2 separate regions of the Homo sapiens genome follow, and region 2 is linked to region 1. Evidence: read pairs that join two places in POLR2A ChIA-PET (ENCODE). Cell type or tissue: K562. All regions are shown on one strand. Each heading gives the region's core, and the rest is flanking DNA. Links, peaks and the distances in the headings are about the cores only. Region 1 overlaps ZNF212 (zinc finger protein 212). Region 2 has its middle 9.0 kb from the start of TRC-GCA9-2.

Region 1 (4,400 bases), core at 132-4,131:
AAAAATTAACCAGGAGTGGTGGCACACACCTGTAATCCCAGCTACTTGGGAGGCTGAGGCAGGAGAATCACTTGAACCTGAGACAGAGGTTGCAGTAAGCTGAGATCATGCCACTGCACTCCAGCCTGCAGCCTGGGCGACAGAGCGAGAGACTCCATCTCAGAAAAAAAAAAAAAAAAAGGATTTGCATACTATGTTTATGAATTGAAATTCATCCTAAATGTGTCACTTTTCTGTTGGGTGGGGTGACTCATGCCTGTAATACCAGGACGTATAATCGTGCCACTGCCCTCCAGCCTGGGTGACAGAGTGAGACCGTGTCTTTATTTATTTGAGACAGAATCTCTCTCTGTCACTGGAGGGAAGTGGTGTGATCATGGCTTCCTGCAGCCTCAATCCCCTGGGCTCAAGTGATCTTCCCACCTCAGCTTCCTGAGTGGCTGGAACTATAGGCACCTGTCATCATGCCTGGCTAATTTTATTGTCTTTTTGTAGAGATGGGATTTCACCATCTTGCCCTGGCTGTTCTTGAACTCCTGGGCTCAAGCTGTCCTCCCGCCTCAAGCCTCCCGAAGTGCTGGGATTACAGACTCGAGCCACTGTGCCCAGCCATAGATTCCCCAAGTGGGATTGCTAGGTAAAAGGGTTTTTAATGACTTGAAATTTTTCTTCCCCTAAGAGTGTGTAGTATTTTTCATTCCTTCCAGGAGTGTTATGAGAGTCAGTTTACCACATTATAGTCAGCTCTGAATGTTATTCTTTGTGTCTGTTTCATGTTTGTCAGTCTGATGGGTGAACGTGCTTTCACTTAGTTATATTTGGATTCCTGATTGTAAGGTGGTTGTGTTTTCATTTGTTTATTGACTGCCTGCATTTCCGCTTCCATGAATGATTTACAATCTGCAGTTTTATTTTGGGGTTCTTGACCTTTTTCCACTTCATATTCTGTTTACAAATATTCTCTCCTTGTTTTTAGACTTTGTTTATGTTATCTTTTATTACAGCTAGCATTTTCTCCTACTTTGACATTCTAAGACGTGTTTATTGAGATACCATTTACATACAGTAAAATTTACTCTTTAGGCAGATAGTTCAACAAATTTTGACAAATGTGTAGCCAGCATATTACCAAGATAGAGAATATTTCCATCATCCAAGAAAGTTCCCTCATATCCCTTTATAATCAGTCTTTTTTTTTTTTTTTGAGACGGAGTCTTATTCTGTTGCCCAGGCTGGAGTGCAGTGACGTGATCTCAGCTCACTGCAGGCTCCGCCTGCTGGGTTCACACCATTCTCTCGCCTCAACCTCCCAAGTAGCTGGGACTACAGGCACCTGCCACCACACCTGGCTAATTTTGTTTTTGTATTTTTAGTAGAGATGGGGTTTCACCATGTTAGCCAGGATGGTCTTGATCTCCTGACCTCATGATCAATCCGCCCTCCTCGGCCTCCCAAAGTGCTGGGGTTATAGGTGTGAGCCACTGTGCCTGGCCTATAATCAATATTTTTCTCCTATCCCTAGCCCTTGGCAACCACTGATCTGATTTCTGTCCCTATAGTTTGCTTTTTTCCAAACATGTAAATGAAACACAAATGTAGCCTTTTGTGTCTGAATTCTTTTTTTTTTTTTTTTTTTTTGGAGTTTTGCTCTTGTTGCCCAGGCTGGAGTACAATGGTGTGATCTCGGTTCACCGCAACCTCCGCCTCTCAGGTTTAAGTGATTCTCCTGCCTCAGCCTCCCGAGTAGCTGGTATTACAGGCATGCGCCACCATGCCCGGCTCATTTTGTATTTTTAGTAGAGATGGGGTTTCTCCATGTTGGTCAGGCTGGTCTCGAACTCCCAACCTCAGGTGATCCGCCCGCCTCGGCCTCCCAAAGTGCTGGGATTTTAGGTGTGAGCCACCATGCCCGGCCCTTCTTTTTTTTTTTTTTAAGTGGTCTTACTTTGTCACTCAGGCTGGAGTGCAGTAGTGTGATCATGGTTCACTGCAACCTTGAACTCCAGGGCTCAAGTGATCCTCCCATCCTCAGCCTCCCAAGTAGCTGGGACTATAGGCACATGCCACCACGTCTGGCTCATTTTAAAAAAATTGTGGAGGTGGGGGTCTTGCTTTGTTGCCCAGGCTGATCTTGAACTCCTGGGCTCAAGTGATCCATCTTAGCCTCCCAAAGTGTTGGGATTATAGGTATGAGCCACCGTGCCTGACCTTTGTCTGATTCCCGTCACTTAGCATGTTGTTAAACATGTCAGTGATTTTGGTTCCTTTTTATTACATAGTAGTAGACTTAGTAGTCGAAGTAGTAGTCTACTACTAAGTAGCAGGCTTAGTAGTCTTCTAAGCTATATAGGAAAAATACACTAAATATATAATACGGTATATAATGAAGTGTCTTATATAGTGTGTCTGTTTCCTAGGGCTGGTGTAACAAACTGGGAAGCTTAAATAACAGAAATTCTGTCTCACAGTTCTGGAGGTTAGGAGTCTGAAATCAAGATGTTTGCAGGGTTGGTTCCTTATGAGTTTTGTGTTTCTCTCCTAGCTTCTGGTGGTCCCATGTGTTTTCTTGGTTTGTGGCAGCATAAGTCCAGTCTCTGCCTTAATCTTGACATGGCCCATTATGTATTGGTGTAACAGAATACATGAGGCTGGGTAATTCATGAAGAAAAGAGGTTTAGTTGGCTCACAATTCTGGTGGCTGGAAAGTTCAAGATTGGGCAGCTGTGTCTAGTGAGGGCTTCAAGCTGCTTAAACTCATGGCAGAAAATGGAAGGGCAGCAGGTGTGTGTAGAGATCACATGGTGACAGAGGAGGCAAGAGAGAGACCAAAGAAGTCAGACTGTTTCACAACCCACTGTAGTGGGAACTAATCCATTCCTGCCAATGACAGCTCACCCCTGTGGGAGCGCATTAATTTATTTATGAGGGATATGCCCTCATGACCCAAACACCTCCCACGAGACTTCACCTCCCGACACTGCCACATTGGAAATACAATTTCAACATGGGTTTTGGTGAGGACAAACCATAGTAGACATCTTCTCCCTGTGTGTGTGTGTGTCTGCGTCTAAAGGTCCTCTGTTTTAAGGACATCAGTCATTGGATTAAGGCCCATCCTAATGACCTCATTTTAACCTGATTACCCTTGGAAGTACCTTATTTCCAAGTAAGATCACATCCTGAGGTACTGAGGATTAGGGTTTTACTGTATTATTTTGAGGAGACACAATTCAACCCATAACACTGGATGGATCACAATTTTTTCATCCATTGACTGGTTCGTGAACATTTGAATTGTTCCCATCATGCTAGATAATTCAAAACAGAAGACAAGAAGAAACTAGCTTAATCATTCTTTTCAACCTCTTACTATGTGGAAGAGGAGGGGGCTTATTCCTTTGCACAGATTCTCACCTACATTCCTGTCTAGAAAAAGTGCTACTGAGCACAGAATGCTGGGCCACAGAAAGAGGAGACTCACAGACTTAAAGTAGAAGCAAAACAAACATGATGGCATGCATATATCCAGTTTAATATTTTGTTTTGTTTCGCTTGTATTTGTCTTTTACATTGAACTTTTCTTTTAATCTCTTGCAGGAGGATGTATTTAAGCTTTTGTCTCATGTGTTCCATGATGAATTAACTGACTTGAGTAACTAGAGTAGGTCATGGCCAAACTTAAATGTTCAGTTCTGCACCAGTCAGTTTCCTTTTGTCCCATGTTCTCTGGACCACAACCCTTGGCCCCAGCAGTTCTTTCCGAGATATTTCCTCTAGTGTCTCGGTCTTGGTGGCCTCACTGTGGTTAGAGAAGCAGCCTTGAATAAAGTGTGTGCTTTATTCAAATAAAGTGAAGTTTGCAGAGGGGGTTAGGACTGAAGTGAACGTGCAGGGAGACAGTAGGGGGACAGCTTGGGGAAGACTTCCCCAGTGTTGGTTTCAGTAATTTTAGCTTCTATGACAGTGATTTTCCTACTGTCAGAGACAGCTCATTAAAGTGAAAATTATAAGGAAAATGTCAGTAGACTTAGTCACATCATTTCAGTAAATATTTTTTAAGGATTTATTCACCATCCCAGCTGCTAGAGTGCAAAGATGAATGAATTAGGTCTTGTAGGTCCTGCTAAGGAATTTTGTCTTTATTGTGGGGAGCCATTGAAAGTTTTCAAACGGGTGACATGATCAACTATGAAGTCTGGCAGGGATGTGGAAGCAAGATAAGATGTAAGTGACATCTTTTATCATATAGTCCAAAACATTAAATAAAAATAGGTTTAAAAATGAACACTGATACAGGAGTCTCAGAGAATATGCTAAGCATAAAGCATAGGTAACAGAACATACACGCTATAATTTCACTTTTGTTGAAAAAAAATAAACTAAAAGATGAAAAAAAACTT
Region 2 (4,400 bases), core at 302-4,301, 75 kb after region 1:
GAGTGGGACTGAAGTGAGCTCAGCTTGAATGGGTTGGTGGCTCCGGAATCAAGTGTGGTACCACCTGAGCTCTTTGCACTCTGCTTCTGTCAGTTACCTTTTCTGCCCTGGTGAATCTCGAGTTTTTGGACTCCCTGTCTTTGGTGAGTTCTTTTTTATTTTATTCATGTTCTGATTTGGTTATAAGGCCACCTCAATAAAGAACTTTGCATCTGTCCTGGGATGACAGAAGACTTTGTTTTTCTGGCAAACCATTTCTGGTATAAGAACAATGTCCTTCTGGTTTCAGTACTCTGGTTTCTACAGAATTTATCTTCTGTCTGGTTCTCCATGCCTGGTTTAATATTTTGTTTGGTCTGTGCATTAGTCTGTTCTTGCATTGCTATAAAGAAATACCTGCGACTGGATAATTTATAAAGAAAAGAGGTTTGATTGGCTCACAGTTCTTCAAGCTGTACAGGAAGCATGATGCTAGCACTGCTTGGCTTCTGGGGAGGCCTCAGGGAACTTTCAACAATGGCCGAAGGTGAAGGGGAAGGAGGCACTTCTGTGGCTGGAGCAGGAGCAAGCGGGGCGGGGGAGGTGCTACACATTTTTTTTTTCCAGTTTCCAAATGGTTATTTTATCAGATTGTTTGAACATTTAATTTATCCTGTTTGCAATCCAAAGTAGTTATCTGAAGTTTGCTGTTTTGTGTGTATGTGTGTGTTTACTTTTATTGTATATTTTTCTAAACTCTTTGGCGTAATTTTCTGGGGGCGTTCAGACTGCCAAAATACAAGTCAGGAGAGGGCGTTTTCTTTGTGCTGCCAATTCTGATCATTTAAATTTTGGTTTGGTTTGTGACTTTTTTGTTTTTGAAGTCTGCGCTATTTGTAACAATTGTACTTACATTTTTCTATATTCTCTAACGCCAGAGTTTTCTTTTTCTCCCCCCTCCCCCTCACTTCTACATTCACAGTTGAACCATAGTATTAGGAAAGGCGCCTTACTGAAAAGATCAGGATAGGAGCTCTGACCATTCGTCAGTGTTTCCCTAGAGTAAAAAAAAAAAAAAAACAAAACAAAACGAAAAAAACAAAACCTAAAGAGCGTCTTTCCTCTGTGTTTTTTTTTTTTTGTTTTTTTTTACATCTCTTGTGCTGCACCAGTAGACAGAACTTGGGTTCGTTTTATGAAATGCAACATCTAACCCCTTGTTTTCTGGGAAAAAGAAACTGTAATGACTTGAACTTGAGAATGTGGATACCGCCTCACTCACACACACTCATTCTCAGACTGTAAAAAATCCCTCACCCTCCTTCTAGCCGGCAAGCATACAGTACCGTGTGGCAAAGGTACAGAGAAGGTGGGCTTGAGACCCAGGCTCCATCTTTCTCCTCAGTAGCAAAGGCCAGGCTGCCTTTTACAACAAAGCACCACAGCTGAACCCAGTCCCTCCTCCTCCCCGAAACCAGGCATTCCACTCGGCACCGGCCAAAAGACAGAAAAACTACTTCTAGCCTCTCCTGGGAAGAGATAGCTTTTCTTTTTTCTTTTCTTTTCTCTTTTCTTTCGCTCTTTCTCTCTTTCTTTCTTTCTTTTTCTTTCTTTCTTCTTTTTTTATAAGTAACTCCATTGTTTTTCTCTTTTCCAAGATAGCCAATGTTATGGTTTTCTACGAAGTCAGTGCTTACTTAGCTCACTGACAGTGCTGCTGTTGGCGGCGGCGGCTGCGGCTGCTGCTGTGGCAGGATTTTCAATGTGGTGTGTTTTCAAGCCTCACTCACTCATCCTCTCATTCCCAAACATTCAGCATCCATGCACACTCCTCACTTCCAGGTTTTTCAAAAGATTGGAGATTTCCAGTGGGGGTCCTCAGGTTATCATCCCAGTGGTAACAGATCAAGCTTGGTCCTTCAGTTTCTTGAATTCTTTTGTTGCCCGTGTAGCAAGGGTTTTTGCTTTGTTCGTCTTCGATCTCCGCCGTTCAGTTAACAATTCATGGATCAGTGGCCTAGCTTCTACTAGTTTCAGTACATCCTTCCCAAATGCTGTATATAAGTCCCCTATTAGTCCAGCAGCACAAGCTACTACTCCGTCTGTATGATCCTCATCTCCAGCAATGTGGTCAATGCAAAGTTCTCAAGAGAACTCACTCACTCACTATCATGAGGACAGCACCGAGGGGATGGTGCTGAACCATTCATGAGAAACCGCCCCCATGATCCAGTCGCCTCCCACTAGGCCCCTCTCCAACACTGGGGATTACAATTTGACATGAGATTTGAGTGGGGACACAGATCCAAACCGTATCTGTCTGCATACTTGGCTTAAAATTTTTATGAACACTCTTACTTTTGGTTTCATTTTGGTCAGGTCACATGTATCTGTAAGTGATTTGGCTCTTTTCTCCCTTGTTTCTGAACATGTTCTGAGAGGAAAAAAAAAAAAACATTCTAAATGGTGGGCATAAGATGACCAATTAAAAGCTACTAGGTGGTCACTGCTATCTGTCATGCCAGTTCAAATTACTCACATTCTTTGACAGGATTTCTAGGATTTTTTTTTTGCCCTTGAGAGATAAACAAGAAGTGGAACGCGATTATCAAATTCTAAAGGCATACCACTAAAACCTTCCTTTGGGATTCCAGTCAGCTGTATCATAGTTGATTCTCATGTACATTTTAAAACTGATGGGCAAATTACACCAAGAAAAATGTAGAGCACAAATGGTCATTATTCACAGGCTCTAAGAAAACTGCAGCCAACTATAGGGTTAACATGTAGATTCTTCCAAGTTCTCTGTCTACTTTTTTCTGCTTATTTTGACTCTGATGACTTTTCTCCTGGCATTAGGATGAATTCACTGGTTATGGCATTCCAGCCTCTCTCTCTCTCTATTTAAATATATATATTATGTATATTTGATAAATATATTTAACATAATATATATTAAATATATATACAATATTAAATATATATAATATATATATTAAATATATATACAATATTATATATTATATATATTAAATATATATACTTAAATAAAGATAGGGTCTCACTCTGTCACCTAGGCTAGAGTACAATGGCATGATCATAGCTCACTGCAGCCTCCAACTCCTGGGATCAAGTGATCTTCTTGCCTCAGCCTCTTGAGTAGCTAGGACCACATTTGAGTACAATCACACCCAGCTAATTTTGTTATTTTTTTGTAGAGACAGGGGCCTCACTATGTTACCCAGGATGGTCTTGGACTCCTGACCTCAAGCCCTCCTCCTGCCTCAGCCTCCCACAGCTGGGATTATAGGCATGAGCCACCATGTCCTGCCCCTAGCCAAGATTATTTAAAAAGGAGTCTTAAAGGGCTTTCAAATCAATAGCTTTACAAATTACAATAGCTCCATGACAACTAACAACCTAGACACCTTTTGGAAATGAAAATTCAGGTTTGCCCAACTAACAACTACTCAAGGTGATGGAAAAATTAAAGGATTGACATTCTAAAAGAAAAGAACTAAATAAATATTTATAAAAGTTAGGCTACCAGATCAAACAAGTCAAAACCTTGAGCTCAGAGTAATAATATAAGGAAGGTATCTCCACCCAGCATAAAAATTGCTTTACCGGCCAGGCACGGTGGCTCACGCCTGTAATCCCAGCACTTTGGGAGGCCGAGGTGGGCGGATCACGAGGTCAGGAGATCAAGACCATCCTGGCTAACACGGTGAAACCCGTCTCTACTAAAAATACAAAAAAAAGTTATCCAGGCGTGGTGGCGGGCGCCTGTAGTCCCAGCTGCTCAGGAGGCTGAGGCAGGAGAATGGTGTGAACCCGGGAGGCAGAGCTTGCAGTGAGCCAAGATAGTGCCACTGCAGTCCGGCCTGGGCAAAAGAGCAAGACTCTGTCTCAAAAAAAAAAAAAAAAATTGCTTTACCACATAGGGGCAAAGCAATTAAATGAGCACTCACAGAAAATATATAATAATTAACCCAAATACCTTTTAGTTTATGTGACTTACATAAATCTTTGATAAATAAGCTAGTTTTAATTTGTTGATAAAAATAGAAAGGCCTTTAAAATGGTCAGCATATACTTTTGCCTGGGTTTGCTGGCCAGATAAGATTATTTTATTTTATTATTATTTTTTGAGACAGTGTCTTATTCTGTCATCCAGGCTGGAGTGCAGTGGCATGATCCTTGGCTCATGGCAACCTCTGCTTCCCAGGTTCAAACGGTTCTCCTGCCTCAGCGTCCTGAGTAGCTGGGATTACAAGTGTCTGCCACCATACCCAGCTAATTTTTGTATTTTTAGTAGAGACAGGGTTTTGTCATGTTGGCCAGGCTGGTCTCGAGCTCCTGACCTCAGGTGATCCACCTGCCTCAGCCTCCCAAAGTGCTGGAATTACAGGCATGAGCCA

What was found. Peaks named below come from ENCODE experiments on the same cell type or tissue, not always from the same donor. Only the 100,000 strongest peaks of a DNase experiment are listed, where the experiment ranks them.
Region 2: POLR2A ChIA-PET joins it to region 1 with 5 read pairs; 3 of 35 experiments call an interaction of 5 or more read pairs at or near these places.

Annotation. Positions count from the first base shown.
Region 1 is chr7:149,245,197-149,249,596 of GRCh38, forward strand. All of the region lies in intron 1 of ZNF212 (zinc finger protein 212), which reads left to right. Among named protein-coding and RNA genes, the nearest start is that of ZNF212, 7.7 kb to the left of the region's middle. In K562, for the core only: no CTCF peak of the experiment used is centred there; no DNase peak of the experiment used is centred there.
Region 2 is chr7:149,319,978-149,324,377 of GRCh38, forward strand. No RefSeq gene overlaps it. Among named protein-coding and RNA genes, the nearest start is that of TRC-GCA9-2, 9.0 kb to the right of the region's middle. RefSeq lists a silencer at 1,664-1,881 and an enhancer at 2,231-2,410. In K562, for the core only: no CTCF peak of the experiment used is centred there; DNase peaks (open chromatin) are centred at 553 and 2,373; H3K4me3 peaks cover 1,190 bases.